Linked DNA regions of Homo sapiens: region 2 is linked to region 1. Evidence: chromatin loops called from intact Hi-C (ENCODE). Cell type or tissue: heart left ventricle. All regions are shown on one strand. Links, peaks and the distances in the headings refer to the core of each region. The heading gives the core; the rest is flanking DNA.

Region 1 (5,381 bases), core at 138-5,137:
CCCACGTTAAAATAGAAACTTTTGACCATATATTAGATCTTTCCACCATACTTCTCTTCCTCGGTTTACTGTAGGATGGTTACCAAAGAAATGTTTTTCGGCAGCAGTAACAGAACTAGATTTAGGAATATTAAGAAAATTTAACGTGAGCAATGCCAGTTTAGTTGTATGTGAGGGGTAGACAACTCCTTATCCCCCTCTTTTTGTTTAAGTAATTGTAATTTTGAAGTTCTCTTACTTCTTTCTACAATAGCTTGGGCTTGTGGGCTCTAAGGAATACCAGTAATATGTTTAATATGCCACTGATCAAGCAAATTTTTAAAAGCTTTACTACAATAGGCTGGACCATTGTCTGTTTCGAGTTCACTAGGAATTCCCATCACCACAAAACATGAAAACATATGTTTTTTAACATGAGACGTGGCTTCTCCGGTTTGACAGGGAGCCCAGAGACCCCCTGGATAAGTGGATGATGGAATTTATTTAGAGAAACAGAATAAGCGAGAGTGTTCTCGGCAGCTTTTGTCATGTTTTATCATAGAGATTTTCCTTTTTGCAAAGCTAGAGACATTCTTGTTTTCCCATTCAACTGCGCATATGGAAGGAATTAGGAAATAGTGTTACGGACGCAGTGTCGGGCGGGGATTTTGGTAACCTGAAGAGCACTCACTCCTTCTGAAAAGAAAGCTGCTTCTGGACTCCAGGTCTGTGTTCCAGCGTGGAAATGCAGTCTCACAGGGGCCAGATCTTCTGATGTTTCAAAAGAAATCAGAAAACTAGATTTTAATGAAGTCCTCCCCACCTTTTGTTCACAACACAGCAGAAGCCAATATTCATCCCTCAGGTGGCCAGTTTGCAGTCTCTGATATAGACCATCACCAAACAAATGATACCTTTTATAATGCCTAATATCAATCATGGACAGCTCACACAGTAATTCTAAATATGCAAACTTGCTTGCTGACTTGCGCACTCAGCCTGCAGGTGTTTCAGTCACTTTAAATCTAAACAGATTTTATTTTCTTTTTAGAGTTCTTTAGGGCAGCACTGTCCAGTAGAAAGTTCTGCAATGATGGGCATGTTCTAAATGTGTGCCTTTCAGTCCAGTCGCCACCAGCCACATGGGACTCTTGAGCATTCGAGATGTGGCTAGTGTGACTAAGGAACTGGATCTTAAATTTTATTTAATCTGAATTAATTAAAACTTTGTAAATCGTCACCTGTAGCCAGTGGCTAGCAAGCCTTATCTGAAGGTCTCTACCATTCTCATCCCCTCAGAAACCCAGCTCAGAGTCACTGAATGGAACCAAACTAATGCATGCTTTTGATTGCAAGGCGGAGTAAGGAGGGGAGGGAACAGATCCACTCCAACCTTGGTTGGGGTCAGGAGAAAATTCCATGTACCTAAATATATGAAGCTTATAAATCAAGCTGACACACTCTTAAATAAAATATGTTCCCATCCTTCTACCTGTGAAGTATTTCTTTGTAATGTCCTGGAAGGACAGGTTCAAATTTAGAATTCCTGGACTCCTAGGTCTCTGCCCTGGGGCACAGTGGCATGGGGGGAGCTGGCCCTTCTGTCCCCACCCCGGCTCTATCCCGCACCACAACTGGTGTAGCACACCTGCCTGGACAGAGTGGAACTTTACATAACTGCGGTTCAAGGACCATCTTTGGGACACTTCTGTTGATCAGATCTCTTTTCTCCCTCATGGCTGTAGCTGCATTTGACTTTAAGACACCTTACACAGCCTTGTAGAAATGCCATATAAAGTGAGCTCCTGTATTGATTTGGGCATGAAGCTCCCTTCTGGGACAAGTGCTATGTCTGATTGATGCCTTCTGGGAGTCCATATAAGCGCCTACTTCATTGCCTACAAATTGAAGGATAATCACTTTTCTAAACAGGCTTGCACTGAATTCTTCAGAGGCAAATTAGAACTGAACCTGGCTGCTGCCTTTAAGGTGTGTAAGACCTGAAACAAGGAATGGGTACAGGTGTGACTTTGGTCAAAGGTTAATAAGGAGATTTCACTTCATTAAGCTGCTTGTTTCACCATCACTAAATCTCTTTGGCAACCTGCCTCAGAAGACTTCTTACTTGGGACGGTCCTTTATGTCAAAAAAATTGGGGCGTAGAAGATAAATTACAGGTTGCTTTTAATTCAGGTATAAATCAATCCAGTGAGCTCCATGTGATGAAAGTCATTAGTTAAAAAATCAAGTATCTTAATGCTTAGAATTTGCATCTGGATTATCTTCATCTAAATAAAGCCTTTCAAATGATTTGCAAATTCTGGCATTAAAATAGGTAAAAGAGAATAAACATAACAGTCACACTCCATGCACACATAGATGTATGTGAAAAACTTGAGCAGTTTGAGTTGGAGGGCAGCTTCTGAAGCTTATTTTGAACAACTGATTGATCACATTCGTTTCTGCTGGGAGGCATTTACGCCCGTATTTTTAACAGGTGATTAAAAAGTCATTTCTCCACTTGGAGAAAAAGCTGGAGAACTATACCCTGATTGTGCTGGGGCTCCCTCCTGTGGTAAAAAAGAAGAACAGGCACATACATAATTCCTGACAGCTGAAGAAAAGAAATAGATGGTCCCAGGGATAGAACCGGAAAGGGTAAACTGTGACGATCTGCAAAGATTCAGGGCATCCGGTCAGCTCTCTCTGTAATTCAGGCTTGTCTGGGAAACAAACTTCAAGCTTTCTGTTAGATATGTTAGACCCTGGAACACACTCTGATCTACAATGGCTGCTACCCTACTTAAGGGCACTCACATTTTACCACTCTCTCCTTAATTTCCTTTCTATTACAGCCACTTTTCAGCGTTAGAAACTCTTTTATGATTTCGTAGTTCATAATACCTTAATAGAAATTAATGTAAACATTTTACAGATGAAATATGTTTTCCCCTGTGTCTCTTTTCATATATGCAAATGCTTAGCAATCTTGGGTGGTTTTAGAAAGTGATGGTTTCTTTTTCTCAGTGCCTTGACCTCATTTTTTTCTTTTTTTTTCCTCTGCCAACATCAATTTAAGTCTATTGAAACAGAAACCTTTGAAACAGTATTAGAAGCTGAAAGCCATCCCTACATGCTTTATGACTGTTAGACTGAGTGGGTTTGCTTGAGATTAAATTTGCCTTTTTTTTTTTTTTGACACGGAGTCTTGCTGTGTTGCCCAGGCTAGAGTGCAATGCATGATCTCGGCTCACTGCAGCCTCTGCCTCCCAGGTTCAAGCGATTCTCCTGCCTCAGCTTCTCGAGTAGCTGGGATTACAGGTGACCGCCACCACACCTGGCGAATATTTTTGTACTTTTAGTAGAGACAGGGGTCTCACCATGCTGACCAGGCTGGTCTCAAACTCCTGACCTCAAGTGATCTGCCCACCTTGGCCTCCCAAAGTGCTGAGATTACAGGCATGAGCCACCGCAGCCAGCCTGAAGTTAAATTTGAAAGTATCATCTTGTCCATGTGACTCTTTTAAAGGGTCTCTAATCACCAGCGCACGTTGAGCTCTCCTAGCCCTGCTGCCTGAATTAGCTGCAACTGTGAGGCTGAGAAGGAGTGGGTGAGGCTAAACATATCCAATGGCCAGGCAAAAATACATAGGTAGTACAGGAAGATAGGACTAGGGGTTAAAACTGGTGTTGGGAGAGACAAAGAAAGATAAGCAGTTCACAACACTTTTCTTGTTTCTTTTATGAGAGAGGGGTGGACAGGTGTCATTCTGCAGCTATGGGATAAGTAGGAGCCTATGTCTCTGCATTTTCTCTAAATTCTATCCTAAAGGGGAGCCCTACATTGTGATAGTAGGGAGTGGGTGTCGCAGTGGCCATAGGGAGCTTCCAATCTCTAGGGACTACCTTTTTGGAATGGCAGGTACACTTTTCGTGAATGCAGGATGAGCATTTGAAAATTTTGAACAGGCAAATAATGAATACACTGTGTAGGGAGGTAATGATGTCTTGTTGGGCTTCTCAAAAACATTTCAAAGATCTTCTAAGGGTACAATAAAAATTTCATTAAAAAGATAAAATGCATTTGCTCATAAGAAAACACTAAATGAAATAGGTATTACTTATATGCATTTTGTCTTAGCCTATTTAGGCTGCTATAACAAAATGACCATAAACTAGGTAGCTTACAAACAAAGAAACTTATTTCTCCCGATTCTGGAGGCTGGAAAGTCCCAGATCAAGTCACTGGCAGATTTGATGCCTGGAGGACCTGCTTCCTGGTTCCTAGATGGTGCCTTCTCCCTGTGTCCTCACCTGGGGGAAGGGCAAGCAATCTCCCTTAGTCATGTTTGATAAAAGTACTAATCCCGTTCATGAGGGCTCCTCTCTCTTGATCTTGTCACCTTCTAAAAACACCACCTCCTAACACCATCGAGCTGGGGATTAGGTTTCAACATACGAATGTGGAGGGGGCCACAAACATTCTGACAATCGTGAAATTTGTAAAGGGATTTCTTTTTCCTTTGTCTTTTTCCTTTCACCTTTCCATGTTCAGAAGAGTGGGAATAGCCTTCCGCTGAGCATTTTACCTGCTTGGTCTCAGACTTTTCACTGTTGTACCTGGATTTTTAGTTGTTAGGGGTGTGTGGGAAGATAGGACCTAGGGGGTGCAGAGGAAAGGACTGGCTTTCCGGATGTCCACATCAGGGGTGGGGGGCAGGGTCTGGTTCGGCCACCCAGGCTGGTGTGCAGTGGCGCAATCTCAGCTCAGTGCAACCTCTGCCTCCTGGGCTCAAGCCATCTGCCCATCTCAGCCTCCTGAGTAACTGGGACTGCAGACACACGCCATTACACAAAGCTAATTTTTTTATTTTTTGTAGAGATGGAGTTTCACCGTGTTGCCTAGGCTGGTCTGGAACTCCTGGGCTCAAGCGATCCACCCGCCTCAGCTTCCTAAAGTGCTAGGATTATAGGCGTGAGTCATCGTGCCCAGCCTGGATGTCCACGTTTTTTAATGAAGGTATACGAACTACTATTTTATAGAAAAGTCCAAGTTTTTTCCTGCTTCTCACTCTCCAGAACTTCCTAACTTTCTTGCTGATGGTTTGTGAGGCCAGGTATCAGTGAGGTGATTGTAATTCAGTGTGTTCTGACAAGATCAAGCTGAAAAGTGTAACAATTTTGATAATAAAAGTGCCAAACAATTTTTCATATCACTAGAATCCTGGTTGACTCAACAGGCAGATGATTATTCAGAAATCCTTCCTCCTAGTCCCTTGTTGTTTCCACTAGGTTAACTTATTTGAAAAAAAAAAGTCCAAAATGCCAGTACACTGTATGAACATTTTTCATTGCCGAAAAAGCACTGATTCTACATCTGCTTAGATTTGTGCAGGGCCCTG
Region 2 (5,381 bases), core at 65-5,064, 430 kb after region 1:
TGTAGTGAGCCAAGATCACACCATTGCACTCCAGCCTGGGCAACAAGAGGGAAACTCCGTCTCAAAAAAACAAAAAAACAAAAAGAATGTAAAAACAGACGATATACCAAAAATAAAATGGCAAAAAAAAGAAATCGCTATCACAATCACCATGTATCTCCCACTGGCTAACCCTGTATTTGACATTTATTTGAGCAAAGTGCTGGAGAATGGAGATACAGTGAAGAGCAAGAAATGAAATTAACTGTAACAAGTGGTTATAAGAACTTAAAATCTTTTGTGTTTAACTTAGGTAGCTATGGTAGGCAGAATAATGGCCCCCAAAGATGTTCACATCCTAATCCCCAAAACTTGTCAATATGTTACATTATGTAGCAAGGGGGAGCTGGGGTCCTAGATGGAATTAGGAATGCTAATCTGGCCAGGCCTGGTAGCTCATGCTTGTAATTCCAGAATTTGGAAGGCTGAGGCAGGAGGATCACTGGAGCCCAGAGTTCGAGACCAGCCTGGGCAACATAGTGAGACCCCATCTCTAAAAATTAAAATAGGCTGGGTGCGGTGGCTCATGCCTGTAATCCCAGCACTTTGGGAGGCTGAGGCAGGTGGATCATAAGGTCAGGAGTTCCAGACCAGCCAGGTCAATAAGGTAAAACCCCGTCTCTACTAAAAGTACAAAAATTAGCCAGGCATGGTGGCAGGTGCCTGTAGTCCCAGCTACTTGGGAGGCTGAGGCAGGAGAATCGCTTGAACCTGGGAGGCGGAGGTTGCAGTGGGCCAAGATCACGCCACTGCACTCCAGCCTGGGTGACAGAGTGAGCCTCTGTCTCAATAAATAAAAAAATCAATGAGTGAATAAATAAAACAAAATAGAGGAATGCTAATCTGCTGACCTTAAAATAGGGAAATGATCCTGGATTATCTGGCTGTGCCTAATGTAATCACAAGGATTCTTAAATGACGAAGAATCATGAGAGTCAGCGAAGGGAATGAGGCCACAGAAGCAGAAGTCAGAGGCTGGAGTGATATGATTGCTGGTCTTGAAGATGAAAAGAGGCCACAAGCCAAGGAATGCAGACAGCCTCTGGAAACTGGAGATGACAAGAAAACAGACTTTCCAGCTGGGCGTGGTGGCTCACGCCTGTAATCCCAGCACTTTGGGAGGCCAAGGTGGGCAGATCACGAGGTCAGGAGTTCGAGACCAGCCTGACCAAAATGGTGAAACCCCGTCTCTACTAAAAATACAAAAACTAGCTGTGTGTGGTGGTACGCACCTGTAATCCCAGCTACTTAGGAGGCTGAGGCAGGAGAATCACTTGAACCTAGGACGCAGAGGTTGCAGTGAGCCAAGATCGTGCCACTGCCCTCCAGCCTGGGCGACAGAGTGAGACTCTGTCTCAAAAAAAAAGAAAAGAAAACAGACTTTCCCCTAGAGCCTCCCGAAGGGGCATAGCCCCACTGACACCTTGATTTTAGCCTGGTGGGGCTCATTGAGACTTCTGATCTCCGGAACTGTAAGAGAATGTGTGTTGTCTCAAGCTGCTAATTTGGGGTGATTTGTTACAGCAGCCATAGGACAATAGCACAGTGGGAGGTCGTGGAAATCTGCCATCAGGCAGTGACTCTTGAACTGAAATCTGATGGAATAGGAGGGAAGGGTCTGACACATTTCGCAGGTAAGGTTGGCACAGCTTGGCCGGGCACGGTGGCTCACACCTGTAATCCCAGCACTTTGGGAGGCCAAGGTGGGCAGATCACGAGATCAGGAGATGGAGACCATCCTGGCTAACACGGTGAAACCCCGTCTCTACTAAAAATACAAAAAATTAGCCGGGCACCGCCGTGGCTGGCACCTGTAGTCCCAGCTACTCGGGAGGCTGAGGCAGGAGAATGGCGTGAACCCGGGAGGCAGAGCTTGCAGTGAGCCGGGATTGCGCCACTGCACTCCAGCCTGGGCAACAGCGAGACTCCGTCTCAAAAAAAAAAAAAAAAAAAAAAAAAAGGTTGGCACAGCTGGAGGAGGCATGTCCTAGGAGAGAGGTGGGTGAGCTCTGTAGGTTTCCAAGCAGGCAGGGCCAGGTAGGCCACATTCAGTATATTGGTCCTCCTTTTTTTTTTTTTTCTAGAGACGGAGTCTTGTTGTGTTGCCCAGGCTGGTCTTGAAATCCTGGCCTCAAGTGATCCTCCTGCCTCAGCCTCCCACAGTGCCGTGATTACAGGAATGAGCTAGCACACCTGGACAATGCTTCTAAAAGCAACAGAGGCTGGGCATGGTGACACACACCTGTAATCCCAGCTACTCAGGAGAGTGAGGCAGGAGAGCCCAGGAATTCGAGATCAGTCTGGGCAACATAGCAAGACCTTATCTCAAAAAAAATTATTTTAATTTAAAAACAAAAGCAATGGGAATCCACTGAAGGACTTAATTTCGAGGATGGCATCAGCAAAATTTTGCTTAATAAAATCGTTAATTTCAGATTAATCCCTACCTCACTACACCTAATTTATCTCACACAGTTCTCAGAATGCAAATTAATATTAACCATAGACAATTAAAAAGGCAAACAGACTGGGAAAATGTCACATGATAAATTCCTAAGTCAACTACAAATTATTTGCACGTTATCCCCAGACATTGTCTCCTCCCATAAAAATGAGTAATTAAAAGTTGACACTAACACCAAGAAAAGTCTGGTTGATACTTTGTTTCAAATGGTTGAGATTAATGAATACAGTAACACAAGATTTGCTTTCATATTAAAATCGAGGTGAAATTTGGAACAACATAGGCCAGGAATTTTCTGTTGACCATCAAGTGTGGTGTGACATCTAGTGGCCAAATTACCAACTTTATTTCTTCCTTCCTGGCTTGATTTAAACATACTAGATACAATGTACCTTGAGGCCAATAAACATTGAGAAACCACTATGTGTTAAAAGTTAAATTGACTGTAGGGAGAGTCAAGTGAAAAATGTGTTGCCTCTGATTCTCTTGGAGCTTGCAGACTCAGTAGAAGGTGGAAAGACAAATATTTAGATATTCTTTTTTTTTTTTTTTTTTTTTAAGAGTCTCGCTCTGTCGCCCAGACTGGAGTGCAGTGTCACGATCTCGGCTCACTGCAACCTCCGCCTCCCAGGTTCACACCATTCTCCTGCCTGTACTAGCTGGGACTACAGGCTCCCACCACCATGCCCGACTAATTTTTTGTATTTTTAGTAGAGACGGGGTTTCACCGTGTTAGCCAGGATGATCTGATCTCTTGACCTTGGATCCACCCGCCTCAGCCTCCCAAAGTGCTGGGTTTTACAGGCGTGAGCCACTGCGCCCGGCCTCGTATTTAGATATTCTAATAGTGGGCAGATGATTGCAGTACTTGCTACGACTCTTTTTCCACCTTCTAGCAGGTGTTAGGCAACCAAATGGAAATGAGGGAGCCCTGGGCTGAAGATACAGATTTGAGATCCGTTAGTGAGCAGGTTACTGTTGAGACTTGAGTGTGGAGGATACACAGGAACGCTTAGCACTGTGACTGATACAGAACAGTTTCTCAACAAATATTCGCTACCATGAAAAAGCATCCAATCAAAAGTGTCAAATGCTGTGATTGCAAGAGGAGGACCCATGGGAGAGTTCCAAGTACTACTTGTATGGAAACGCCTGGGCTTGATAAAACAATAGTGTTAAACCGCAGATGCTAGCCAATACACATTGCATTACAGCTGAATTATGTAAACTTTTGGTGTTTCTAATATTCTAAATTGGGTGCCTTTGTGGAAATTGCTCATCTTCTCGGAGGTACCTGCCTAACTGGTTGAAAGACAAGAACACCACCACCTCTCAGAAATGCCGTGCAGATCAACTGAGACAATGTGTCAAGAACATTTGTAAGAGACCGGGCACAGTGGCTCATGCCTGTAATCCCAACAATTTGGGAGGCTGAAGGGGGCAGATCACTTGAAGTCAGGAGTTCAAGACCAGCCTAACCAACAGTGGCGAAACCTCGTCTCCACTGAAAACACAAAACAATTAGCCAGGTGTGGTGGCGCACGCCTGTAATCCCAGCTAATCAGGAGGCTGAGGTGGGAGGATCACTTGAACCCTGGAAGTGGAGGTTGCAGTGAGCCAAGATTATACCACTGCACTCAAAAAAAAAGGAGAAAGATTTTTAAGCCATAAACTACTATACTCACATGAAGTGTCTGTATTAAGTGAGCAGCCATGAGACTTATTGCACATAAAGGAAATGCTTAAATACATCAAATCATAACCCAAAATGAGGCTACACAGGAAAATCATCTCATTCAAATGTATCAACTTATCAAAAATGGCTTTTTAAACTCTTGTCAATTTTGAGTATTTCTTGCTGAATTTTTAATATATTTTGTAAGTTCAGGCCGGGTGCAGTGGCTCATGCCTATAATCCCAGCACTTTGGGAGGCCTAGTCAGGCAGATCACCTGCGGTCAGGAGTTCGAGACCAGGCTGGCCAACATGGTGAAACCTTGTTTCTACTAAAAATACAAAAAAAAAAAAATTAGCCAGGCATGGTGGCACATGCCTGTAATCTCAGCTACTCGGGAGGCTGACACAGAACAATCACTTGAACCCAGGAGGCAGAGGTTGCAGTGAGCTGAGACTACGCCACTGCACTCCAGCATGGGCGACAAAAAAAAAAAAAAAAAAAAAAAAGTTTGTGTTCTGGAAAAAATAGAAATAATATTTCAAATATTTTAAAAGAAATAAGAACTATCTAGAATTAATTCTATCACATGGAATACCAAATTTTAGGCTGGGAAATGTAATGGAAGTGTTTTATTTCATAACAGAATTTTTGCTTCGAATTTTTACCAATTTGGGGAGAAATTTTTTAAAGCATTAACTTTAACGTTTAGAATTTCATCTTCAGTAACTGAGAATGGAACATTCATGTCAATGCTGTTAAAACCACAGTCAGGAAATTTGTTCAATGTGATCATTTGTCACTTGGTCAATTTGCAGAGTTGGCTCTATTTGCAGTAACTCGATGTAGCCAACATGAGGAACAGCAGAGGGCAACAAAGAGTCAGTAGCCGGGTGGAGGGCGGGGGCACATTTTACCCATTGTGCGTATGTCCAAGCAGCAGTTTGGTCTTCGTGTACCTCAGTAGTAGTTTATTTTATTTATTTTATTTTATTTTATTTTATTTTATTTTATTTTATTTTATTTTATTATTTTATTTTATTTTTGGTAAGCGCATGGCCCCATCACATTTGAAGATAATTCAAATTTTTATTTTTTAAGTGTTTTTGTTTGTTTGTTTTATGACACAAAGTCTCACTCTGTCACCCAGGCTGGAGTGCAGTGCTGCGATCTCGGCTCACTGCAACCTCCGCCTCCTGGGTTC

Evidence for each region. A loop is a pair of places that touch in the nucleus more often than their neighbours do. Peaks named below come from ENCODE experiments on the same cell type or tissue, not always from the same donor. Only the 100,000 strongest peaks of a DNase experiment are listed, where the experiment ranks them.
Region 2: it touches region 1 in a loop (4-fold over the local background); 16 of 110 quality-filtered maps call a loop at or near these places.

The regions. Positions count from the first base shown.
Region 1 is chr1:242,452,127-242,457,507 of GRCh38, reverse strand. The region is part of intron 1 of PLD5 (phospholipase D family member 5); the gene reads left to right. Among named protein-coding and RNA genes, the nearest start is that of PLD5, 70 kb to the left of the region's middle. In heart left ventricle, for the core only: a CTCF peak has its summit at 2,551 (motif pointing left); no DNase peak of the experiment used is centred there; H3K27me3 peaks cover 913 bases.
Region 2 is chr1:242,017,470-242,022,850 of GRCh38, reverse strand. No RefSeq gene overlaps it. Among named protein-coding and RNA genes, the nearest start is that of MAP1LC3C, 21 kb to the right of the region's middle. In heart left ventricle, for the core only: CTCF peaks have their summits at 2,831 (motif pointing left) and 5,040 (motif pointing right); no DNase peak of the experiment used is centred there.